Regions from separate parts of the Mus musculus genome. Here all the other regions are linked to region 3. Evidence: chromatin contacts called from ENCODE Hi-C or POLR2A ChIA-PET data. All regions are on one chromosome and are shown on one strand. Each heading gives the region's core, a stretch centred on a gene start or an enhancer-like site at or near the end of the contact. The rest is flanking DNA. Distances are from core to core; before and after follow the strand shown.

Region 1 (3,479 bases), core at 236-2,735, 210 kb after region 3:
GGATAATCAAGAATGAACTCTTAGCCTTCCCTTTGTCTCTGTGGTTTCAACCAGTATCAAAACAAAAACAAGGCCCACCAATTTGGTATGGAATGAGGTGGCACTGCCTTCTGCCCCAAAGCAAAGTAATATCTTAACATCATACTGCGCTGTAGCATCAAGTATGCAGAAGTTGAGTTTTCTACCATACATAAATGCTAGGAACTAAACGATCAGCCACTAATGTGAAATCAGACTCTCTGAAAGACACAAACACATGAGAGACTACCTTTAAGGGCATTTCCGACCTCCCGGACTGCGAGGCATCCTGAGAGACAGTCTGAGGCTGTTTTGTTAACCTCTCCTCCAAGAGGTATTTGGGCAGGGCTGAGGATCAGAATGAATGCATGAGAGACAGAGGCTGGGGTGGGGGTGGGGGTAGGGGTGGGGGTGGGGATGGAGGTGGGGGTGGGACAGAACTGTTTTTGTGGCACAGGCTTATTTTTCTCTAGTTAAGACAATTATAGCGAGCTTGTCATTAGTATGCTTGAACTAATTTTTCCAGATGCTTCTCTGAAGAGTGATTCTGATCCAACCTTTCCCAAACCAGAAGTTGAAGAAGAAAAAAAAAAGAGGAGTTTTAAAAAGCAGGGAATGGTGCTGGCGCTCCAACCAGGGCAAGCACACTACCACTGACCAGTCTCTCTCTCTCTCTCTCTCTCTCTCTCTCCTTCCTTTCTTGCTCTTTCTTTCTGTCTTTCTTTCTTCCTTTCTCTCTTTCATAAATGGGGCAAGAGAGAGAATGGAGTTCACCACTAAACTCATAAAATCGAGATTCCCACAATTGGGGAAATCTCACCCTGAGAGTGATGGAGGAGTCTCGCACTTGGACAATCACATTATTAATAAGGATGTCTCCCCTGCCTGCTCACTAGTCTCCAGAATCTTTAAGAGAGAGCTCTATTTCACTTGTATGACATACCCAGTCCTGAGCTTACTCTTCTAGGTCTGACAAGGCTGTAGCAATCGGAGGCCACCAGGGCCTTTATTTTTCTTTCTCCTAGATTTCAAATTAGCCGAGGGAAAAAAGAAGGAAGCTAAGAACCCTGGTACTGAACAATCATGGCTATTGTCATCCACTGTGTGTGCTTTCTATCAGCAAAACCATTTACATCACTGCAGATCTATGCAGCTCTCACAATCTCCCCGACTGTCACTCAACCTATGATGACTCCAGGGGAACTGTAAGCCAGAGGTGAAGGCTTCCTTTGTTTCCATCTCTGTGGTAGGATGACATGTGGTCCTGAGTGCCAAGGTACTAAGATAAGAGGGATGCTCAAAATGCCCAGATGGCTGGAGAATGAAAACCGGAATACAGAGCCAAATCTGCACAGCAGAAAAGGGCCACTGTGGCCAGGCTGGAAGTGGGGTCCTTGTAGTCCACAGGCAGCGGAACTAAAGGGAAGCCATCCCCCAACTCAGCTGGTGGGAGCTGGGCAGCTTCCCAGCTGGAAGGAACTCTCAAACACATCCCTGTAAGCTACCCATGAGAGACAGAGGCCCTGTTAAGAACAACACACAAAAGGGGCTGCTAATCAAGAGGAACTTCAGCCGTAAGAATGGGATTCAGTCATCCTTCCAGAGATGCATGCCTGGGCCAAGGCCCAAGAGAATGACATTCAGCTGCTGTATCCCTCTTTGGGGCCCAAGTTGGAGGCACTGAAAGAGAGATTCACAAAGGAGGCAGATGGGAAGGCCCCATGGCCATGCAGTGCGGTTCCCATGCAGAACACCCGAGTCAACAGGTAGAAGCAAGTACAATTGGAATCAGCTGCTTGGAACAGAATCAACATTTTAAATAAGAAACTAGCAAAGGGACTGGCAAGACCGCTCAGGGTGAAAGTTCTACACAAGCCTGGCAACCTGAGTTTGGTCCCTGAGGTGTAAGGGAAGAACTGCCTCTACAGTTATCCTCCAAGAGTCCAACATGGATCATTGCACCCACAGAGGCACAAAGGCACGCATACGGACACACACACACACACACACACACACACACAGTGATCAAAGACCTAAAACTCACACCCTACCCTTTCCCCGTAAACTCTGAAAGGGTTCACTGATCCATAGGGGCCAGAAATCAGCAGCCTCTGATCTCGGCCACCCCAGGTTCTGACACTACCAGATGTTCCAGCCATGAGAGTTTCCGAGGCTCTTCAAACACAGGCCTTTCGTGTAGATAGCCCATTGGCCTTAACCGTCATTTCTCATGCTTAGTGTTTATAGCCCAGCTGTTTGCTAACAATGCCCGCCACACTTCTTTCCTAATGCTTTCAATACCATCCAAGTTGCTCTTAGGAACATTTTATCTTCCACTCATTCTAAAAATAGGAAAGCTATGACATCACCGAGTAAATCAGACAGAACAAGCTGTAGAAAGGGAGACACTGAAAGCTGCAGGACTAGGCTGGAGATGAACGTGCTGCAGAGAGAAAAGAACTGCTAATGAGGGATTCTCACATAACTGAGGTTAGGGCCAGTTGACTAAAGGCCAGAGCTGAGCTGTCTTTTCTTTCTGCCCCTTGTTCTTCTCCTACCGCTCCCCGCTTTCTTCTTAGTGTACCTGACACCAGGCACTCAATGACAGGTACACAGTGGTGGGCGAATGAGGGTGGGGAGGAGTGTATCTTCATGGTCCATAAAGACTGATCTTTCCTTCCCATCTTGCCTCAATGGCTGGGTGGGACAAAGAGACAGCAACAGAGCCTTTTCCTTCTGGGCTTTGGATTGTAATGTGTTTTCAGTGGAACGGCGGCAGGGAGAACAGTAGATGAGTTCTCTACTCTGCTTTGCACACACAGGGACACAGGCGGCTGGGAGGCTCCCAAAAGTGCACCACGCTTTTCTCACTAATGTGGGTATGGTTAGTGCTGATGTTCTGAGTAATCTCACCACAGTGTTTATAGCTTACGCTTGAGTAGGATATACCGTTCATCAGCTAAAATGCAGAACAAAACCATATTTACCCTCCACTGCGTTGCTGTCCCATACGGAGTTGGACATTTTTAGATGGAGAATAGGTACCTCCATAAATGAATGTGTGATATGCTCAACATGAGCAAAAATAACAGTGTCAAGTTTCACAGGGTCCACATGTTGAATGTTTGGTGCCAAATATCTACTTATTGCTCCTTTAACTCCTGCCCTCTTTTCCAGCTGTAATCATGCTGGAGCCTTGTCAGGCATGGCAGTGATGGGAGATGCTGCTCCTGAGGTGATAGATACACCACCATTCACCTTTTTTTTTCCCTTGGAGAGGGAATAACTTCATCAGTATCTAACACTGCCATGCTCGTTCAGGCTCATATCTTTGATAGACATTTTAACTCCATTAGCTAGGATCTTTTACAGCAATAGCAATGCATTTAGAAGTACTGCTTTGAGGCTGGTAAGATGGCTTAGTGGGTAAAGAGCTGGCTGGCTCTGTAAGTCTACTGACC
Region 2 (3,603 bases), core at 971-3,470, 250 kb before region 3:
CAAGACATAACACTGGAGTGGTATGGGGGCCCTAGATAAACTTTCCTGTCTTCTTTATCCCAGACTGAGTGCTGGGAGGCTGAGCTTAGTTATCCTGATTCCCCCATTCTTCTGATGAAGAAAGGGTTATGCAGGGTGCAGGGACCAATAGAGAATGTTCTCCACAGAAGCCTGAGCAGTAGACAGGCAGAGGCTGTCTGTCCCATCCTCATCTTCAGCTTGGCATGGGCACCCTACAGGCAACAAGCATCCTGACAACAACATTTGTGGTTGCTGTGTGCTAACCCGGCCAACCCTAGAGTCATTAGGGAGGGGAATAAATAGGAGGGGTGAGAACCGAGACTCAGGGAAAGATAGCGTGTCCCCCTATCTGCTCTCCAAAGTGCTTGGAGCGGCAGGGCAAAGCTAGCATGAGCTTGCACGCATCCTTTGAGGTCCTCCTCACATGTTGGAATTGTGACATCAGCCCCAAGCATACAACAGGCCCTTAACAATGTTCACAGAAGAAATTGGCCCCAGACAAAACATGAACTGCATGGGTGGGAAGATGGCACGCTGTCTTCTTACAACTGCCCAACGCATCTGGTTATATCAAATATGATTCTCCCTCAGGCTTCAAGGAAGGGCTGAAACAAATCGGACTCAGTCAGTGAGAAGCCCAGGAGTACCTGGCTAGGGTTCCTAAAGGTGAGGTAGCATTCTGGGTGTGGCTAAGATCTTGGGTCCCAGGGTCTCTTCTTAAGAGGGAGGTCCTGGGTACCAGATGTCTGGACCTTGCCCATTGGTCTCTCTTCTGTTCCCATAGCTTTGTCCTTCAGCCTTTGGATGGGTGGCAATGCTCTGGTCCCCTCTGCTCACCACACCCAGCGCTTTCTTGGGTTCTCTCCAGGACCTTCCTGCTCCCTTCTTCTAGACCCCTCTTTAGAATTTCCACAGAAAGGCCTTTTGTGACAGCTTCCACACAGCCCAGTATAAATCACACATGCTCCTTGATTCGCAGTGAAGCCCTGTCCCAACAATCCCTTCAATGAACTGAAAAGGCCAGGTAGCGTGGAGAGTACACCTGCTTCCGTAACGTACCAGACGTCACCACTGTGCCATGCAGTACACTATAGACCACTGTCTGCTTCCCACTCACGACTGTAGGAACTTCCCGCAGAAGAATACTGTGTTTATTGCTAGTCCGGGGGAAAACCCAGAATTAAAAATTCAACTGTGGTTTCTACTGAATGTATATTATTTATGTTTCACCTTACAGGTGAAATTATGATAAACTGGGGACTGTTTGTAGTTCCCTATTTATGTCTTCTTTCAGTGCCTTAATATTTTCCTCTATAAGAACATGGAAACTTTTCCAAACTGGGCCTGGTGAGATGGTTCAGTTTGGTGAAGGTGATTCACAGGCCTGATGATCTGAGTTTGGTTAGAATCTACAGAATCCACATGTTAGAAGGAGGGAATCCAGTCTTGAAAACTGCCCTGATTTAAATAACTATATAAAATATATACACACATATACATATATGCATATATATTTTATAAGTGAATTAAAACTTTTTCAAGGGGCTGGAGAGACGGATAAGCAGTAAAGGTCATTGGCTACTCTTCCAGAAAACCCAGGTTCAATTCCCAGCACTCACGTGCTTACAACCTTACAAGCTTACAGCCATCTGTAATTCCAGTTCAGGGGATTTAAAAAGTCCTCTTCTGGCCTCAAAGTGCACTGCAGGCACACGGTACATAGAAATACATATAGGCAAACAGCCGTACACTTAAGATTTAAAACTTTCTCAAGTGTCATCTTAGATTTGTGAAATTATCCCGCTAAGTGCCATATGGTTGAGAGCTCCATCAGGGTCCTCTGTGCTCTGTCTGCATACTGTATACTGGAGTGGATGATAGAACCCTGGCCTAAGTAAGTGGGCTGAGCTGGTAGATTCAGGACCAGCGGCCAACAGCAGCAACATTCACCCTGGAATGCCATAAAATACAAACTCTGAGTTGGAGTCCGACCAACAGATGGGAAGACGCCTAGGGAAGTGTGGTGTACGCTTTTGAGAACCCTGTAGAAAGGGTCTCAGTGCCCGGTGGTCCAGGGCAGTTAGGATGGCCCCGCGTGTGCCATTCGGCACACTGGCCAGTGGAGGGCAGTGTTGCCACGCCCATCGAACGACCTCGGCTGCTTGAGCGGCGTGAAAGGCCGGCTGGGGAAGACCGGCGGGGCGGCCGCAGTCTGCTCGCCCGGGCGACAGACGCTCCGAGATGCCGAAGGGCCAGCAGCGGCCCCGAAGCTCCGGGCTGGCCGCGCTGTCGCTCTGCCGCGCCCCGGTCTCGAAGGTTCGCGAGGCTCCAGGGCGCAGGGGAGGAGGCTCGCTCGGGCCGGCCGGGGCAGCCTGCCAGAGAGGGCGGCGGAACCTTGACCGCGGCCCCGGAGGCAAAGGGCAGCCTCCGCGTGATGCCTCGGCGAGCAAAACAAGCCGGCCATCTTGGCGCCCTTAACCAGCTCCTGGCCGCTCCGGGCGCGGCCAGGGGTCCGGCCACCGAGCCCCGCGGCGGGCCTGGGATTTGGAAACCGTAATGCCATGGGCGTGGGGAGGAATTTCTAAGAACGGGAAGAAAACTCGAGGCCCTGGCACGTTCCCTGGGGTGTTTGGAAATGCCATCAGTTAGCCATTAGTAGGCAGGGCCAGCGCTTCGGTCAGTGATTGGATTTGTCCCAGTCGCCTCCTAGTTCTTTTTGCCCTATATTCAAAGAGCTTAAAAGTCATGGGTGGTTGAAGTAGGTCAGAGTGATCACCAGGCTGTTGTTGCCTGGCAGCCCAGTGGCAGGGTCCGAGACAAGGTGGTATTCCAGTAGATGCCCTCGGGCCGTACCAACCCAGGGTCAAGGACTAGCTGCTCCAGTGCTATATGTGATCAGCTCATTTCCAGTTTCTCAATCATTCTGATGTCATCCGAGGGACAGAAGACCCCACGGCTCCTCCTCTTTGCCTAGTTTACACATCGGGGTTGTTCTAGCATTTGTAGTTTTCAGGTTCTAGAATATTCTTTTCCTCTGTCAGCCCCCACTAAGAAGCTTTCTTGATTTCCCCCTTTGTTTCCAGTGAAGGTGCCTCTTCCTGGCTAGCCCACCTACATGCTGTCATCACTGGGCTTCTGCAACTCTCAGTCTTTGTGGCTGCACCCTTCCCTTCTGAATCCTGAGGACCCATGAGTGTCAGGCCCATCATGAAATTGGTCGTCTTACTGGGTACGTAGGTCATGCAGGAACGGGTCCTTGCAAGAGGACTACCAAGCGACTGAATAGGTTTTAATCTGGATTGGGGCCTAGGAGTTATTCACAGGTGTTTTGAACCTTCAGCACAGGAGTATGTATAATGGTGTTTCCTTAAGCCCTGTAATGGAATCCTTTTGTGTGTTTACTGAAAGTTATTCTGAGTAGAACTGTCAGGGTGTGTGCGGTAGGAACCAAAACCATAGGTGTGAACCAGACTGAGAAGATGGGCCCTCAGAGCCCCCTCTGTGCAATTCTGTATGGCTTGGGCTATGGGCAAAGGGAAGACAATCAGGCTGGCAGGCTCAGGACCAACTGAAGACCGGCCT
Region 3 (3,520 bases), core at 159-2,658:
AACTGGTATGGGTGGGGTGTTTGGTGTTTTATCTGTGAACTGGATGTGTGCCTAGCTAGTGCTCACAGAAGCCAGAAGAGGGAGTTGGATTCCATGGAACTGGAGTTACAGGCCCATGTAAGCTACCTTGTGGGTACTAAGACTCAAACTCGAGTCATCTTGTAAAACAGACAGTGCTCTTAACCTCTGAGCCATCTCTCCAGCTCCACAGACAGTTTCATGACCTCAGACCCGCTCTAGAACCACGGATGACCTTTGAATTTCTGATTATCTTGCTTCTATCTCCACCCCAAACCCGGGGGTTATATGTGTGCTTGCACCACACATGGTTTCTGCCGAGCTGGGAATTCAACACAGGTCCTCATACGTGCTAGGCAAGCACTCTACCTACTAAGCCACATGAGCCCTTTCCTTGCAATCCTTTTTTATATTCCATATTCCACTTCATGTTGAACCCCAAGCCTATCTAAATAACAAATGGATAATTGATATTTTGGAAATCAATGTGGGGTCCTTAAAGGAGAATAAAGACCTTAGGGATGACCCCTTCTGTCCTCATGTTTACTCTGGTGGCTCCTCTTCTCAAATCTCCAGTGTTTCTCACACTGTTTCTGCCCCAGGTGTCTCCTGTCCAGATACATAGACAAGACACCAAGGGCAAGGGCATTCTGGTTCCATTCCAAGACAATGACTGGCACACAGTAGGGCCCTGAAACAGGCCAGCTGACTGTCAGGGGCATGAGGCAAGGGGAAGTGGCCGTTTGCTGCTACCATATCCAGTGGCCAAGCTGTTTGGATGGAAAAGGGCTTCACTGACAAGTGTGGAGCTGGACGCACACACCTCTTGCTCAAGAAAAACAGCTTTGTCCCCGTGTCTTGCCCTTTAAAATACCCCATGTACAGCCAAAGAAGAGAACCAAGAGCCAGACACATGCCCGTGGGATCTGATGGTCAATGGTCTGCTCTTATCATCCTGAGCAGAAAGTCAGCGGGCTAGAGCCAGTCCTAAGACTTGGCTTCTCCTTTCAAATGATCTGTGCAGACCCAATTCTATTTCTATCCCAACAACAAGGTATTTATTTCTTTTTCAAGGATCTCAAGTGAAGCCTAGCTTCTCAGTTGTTCCCACATCCCGTTCCTGGAATTCCCTAATTTCTATTCCCTGAGACAAGAATAATTGAATACAGGGCTTTGTTGGTCTTTGGCAAAGCACTTAGAATCGCTGCTGGCTTTGGCAGGATGGGGGCAAGGTGGACAGGTAACCAACCGTAAGAAATTCCAATAAAAATTCTGAGTAAAGGTACGCTTCAAATTAAGAGTTAGATTTTGTGTGTATGAGAGAGAGTTGTTTCAGGCTAGGTGCCTGCTCTCGGAACGTTCTGGGCATGTGCCAGTGTGCTTGGCGTCCCCTGTCATTGTTGACTCTTGCAAATTTCACACATGCTCACCTCATCTTCCTTTCTTTTTACAATCTCCCCAGAAAGCACCCCACCTCTGACCTGAGCATTTCATTAGTCCTCCCTCCTTAGAGGCCATTTGGGATTTTTCTTGACAGTCGTTTTATTCACTCTGGCTCAGACCTGCCAGCCCAGCTTTTCTCAGCCAAGCCTCCAAAGGAAACATGATCTGCTTGCTGCGTCAGATCACTTGGAAATAGATACGACTGGCTTGGAGTCACTCCACGCAGGGCTGTAAAATTGCTCTCCTCCTTCTAAGTGGGTTGGGTCAAGCCCAAGCTGAGGCAAGAGGTTTCCAAGGAACACGGAGCACAGGCTGTAGTAAGTGGCAGTGATGGAGACAGTGGCTCGCTCACTTTGGAGTCAGTATTAACCTTCCATTGTGAAGGGTGACCTTCATGGTCAAGCACAAGCAAGACACTGGGGTCTTTGCTGGGGTGCCTGAATCATTTTACAAGGGTGATGAGGATTCAGGCTTGCTGTGAATCTCTTCATTCAAGCCAAGTTCTAGTGTAAAGTTTTGCTATTTCCAAGAAGGTTAGTCGATTTGATTTCAAGATGTATGTGTCTTGTGCAAAGTTTGTTAAGGTATCTACTCTTCTATTGGGCCACACTAACAAATACCATCAAAGTTCTGATACTCTTTCCAAGGTTTCCTTGGAATTCCAAATAGGATTAAAATACTGCTTGGCTCCTCTTTTCTTGTTCATTTTAAATTGTATTTTATATGTCTGGATGGTTTGCCTGCATGTATGTACACCATGTACACAGAATAAGAAGGCCAGAAGACAGCATTGGATGCCCCCAGGAACTAGAATTATAGGCGTTGTGAGCCATGATGTAGGTGCTGGAACTTAAATCCAGCCCTCTGGAAGAACAACAAGTTCTCTTAACTGAAGAGCCGTTTCCAGCCCCTGGCTTCCTTTCTCACTGCTGTTTCATTCTGATGCCTGGGAGTCAGCCTGGTCTAATGAGTAGGGCTCTTAGGTGGGAGTCCCAGGTCTCAGCAATGCCAATCAAAGCAAGTCCTTTAATGTGCGTCAATTGCCTCATCTATGAAATGTGATTTGTGCTAAGTGCTTTGACCATCACAGAGCACTGTATAAAGACAGGGAAGGGTTGCTCTCAGCTGTAGCTATGGGATTGAAAACAAGGTTTTCTGGGGGTTTTATGGAAGCTGTGAGTTAAAACATGACAGGCAGACAAACATGACAGGCCAGAAGGCAGGACGATGACTATCCCATTAGAAACACGCTGCAAACTCTCTAAGCTCATCTGTCAGGATTTTCATATAACCTTTCATTTTAAACAATAGAATTAAGTTACTAAATCTCATGCCTGGTAAAATAATTTGCCCCTGCCCCCTTTTTTTCCTGCCAGGGACACAGAAACAATTCTCGTTGCTTAATTATTTTCTGGAATGATAAGGCACTCACTGACAGATCGAAGAAATGATTCCATCTGAGTCTATCCTGGTAAAGCAAGGTATTGGGGTTACAAGAGCACATGAAGTGGCCTCCATGCAAAGGGGAGGACTTTAAGTAGGGATGTAAAGTGGGAGGCATGCGAAGCGGGGAATTGGGAGCAGAGGAAAGGGGTAGACAGAATCTCTGGGATTGGTCTGGTTATCTGTCCCTTCTCCTAGTGAATCTTTAACGGCCTCATTCCTGTTTCTATAGACCTTGCTACCATTATATCTGCTCTGAAATGTGTGACAGTCTCGCCAAGGCCTGAGGAAGCTGTTTCTCTGCGGCTGTTTTGGTATTCAACCACTTGCCTTTGCCAAACAGCTTCTCAGTCCTAGAGATCTGGGGAGATCTAAGAGCAAAAGTCCTTAACTTCAAGACCAGCCCCTCGGGAGGTCTGAGCTTATAAATAGCTAACCATGGAGAAGGAGGCAGAGGGGAGCAGAAGAGTCACAATGGAGCAGTGGTTGGCAGAATGTGGTCCTAGGGCCAAACCCAGCTCCTGTTCTACTTCTGTAATGTGAGTTTGATTAGAACCAAGCTCATTTGTCTGCATGCTGGCAATGGCTGTTTTTGTACTACAGTGGCAGAACTGAG

Evidence for each region. Hi-C counts contacts between places; a loop is a spot of excess contacts on that map. ChIA-PET counts read pairs that join two places held with the same protein, here RNA polymerase II (POLR2A).
Region 1: a map of heart shows a loop between it and region 3 (1.9-fold over the local background). The contact joins two enhancer-like sites. A Hi-C loop is called at or near these places in 1 of 37 maps with a recorded cell type or tissue (heart). POLR2A ChIA-PET finds 5 or more read pairs at or near these places in 1 of 5 experiments (embryonic stem cell).
Region 2: a loop to region 3 is called in a map of heart, with 2.5 times the contacts of the local background. The contact joins the promoter of 2310015A10Rik here to the enhancer-like site in region 3. A Hi-C loop is called at or near these places in 1 of 37 maps with a recorded cell type or tissue (heart). POLR2A ChIA-PET finds 5 or more read pairs at or near these places in 1 of 5 experiments (embryonic stem cell).

Annotation. Positions count from the first base shown.
Region 1 is chr12:79,678,608-79,682,086 of GRCm38, reverse strand. The region is part of intron 8 of Rad51b (RAD51 paralog B); the gene reads right to left. Among named protein-coding and RNA genes, the nearest start is that of Gm36048, 120 kb to the left of the region's middle. Within about 2 kb of position 1,485, at least 2 of the 3 ENCODE cell types and tissues checked have a DNase peak (open chromatin) inside an H3K27ac peak, as active enhancers do.
Region 2 is chr12:80,131,461-80,135,063 of GRCm38, reverse strand. 2310015A10Rik (RIKEN cDNA 2310015A10 gene) reads left to right here and starts at 2,220. Exons shown (of 3, transcript NR_033514.1): 1 at 2,220-2,337; 2 at 3,105-3,250.
Region 3 is chr12:79,885,542-79,889,061 of GRCm38, reverse strand. The region is part of intron 1 of Gm46361 (a long non-coding RNA gene); the gene reads right to left. Among named protein-coding and RNA genes, the nearest start is that of Gm46362, 5.4 kb to the left of the region's middle. Within about 2 kb of position 1,408, at least 1 of the 3 ENCODE cell types and tissues checked has a DNase peak (open chromatin) inside an H3K27ac peak, as active enhancers do.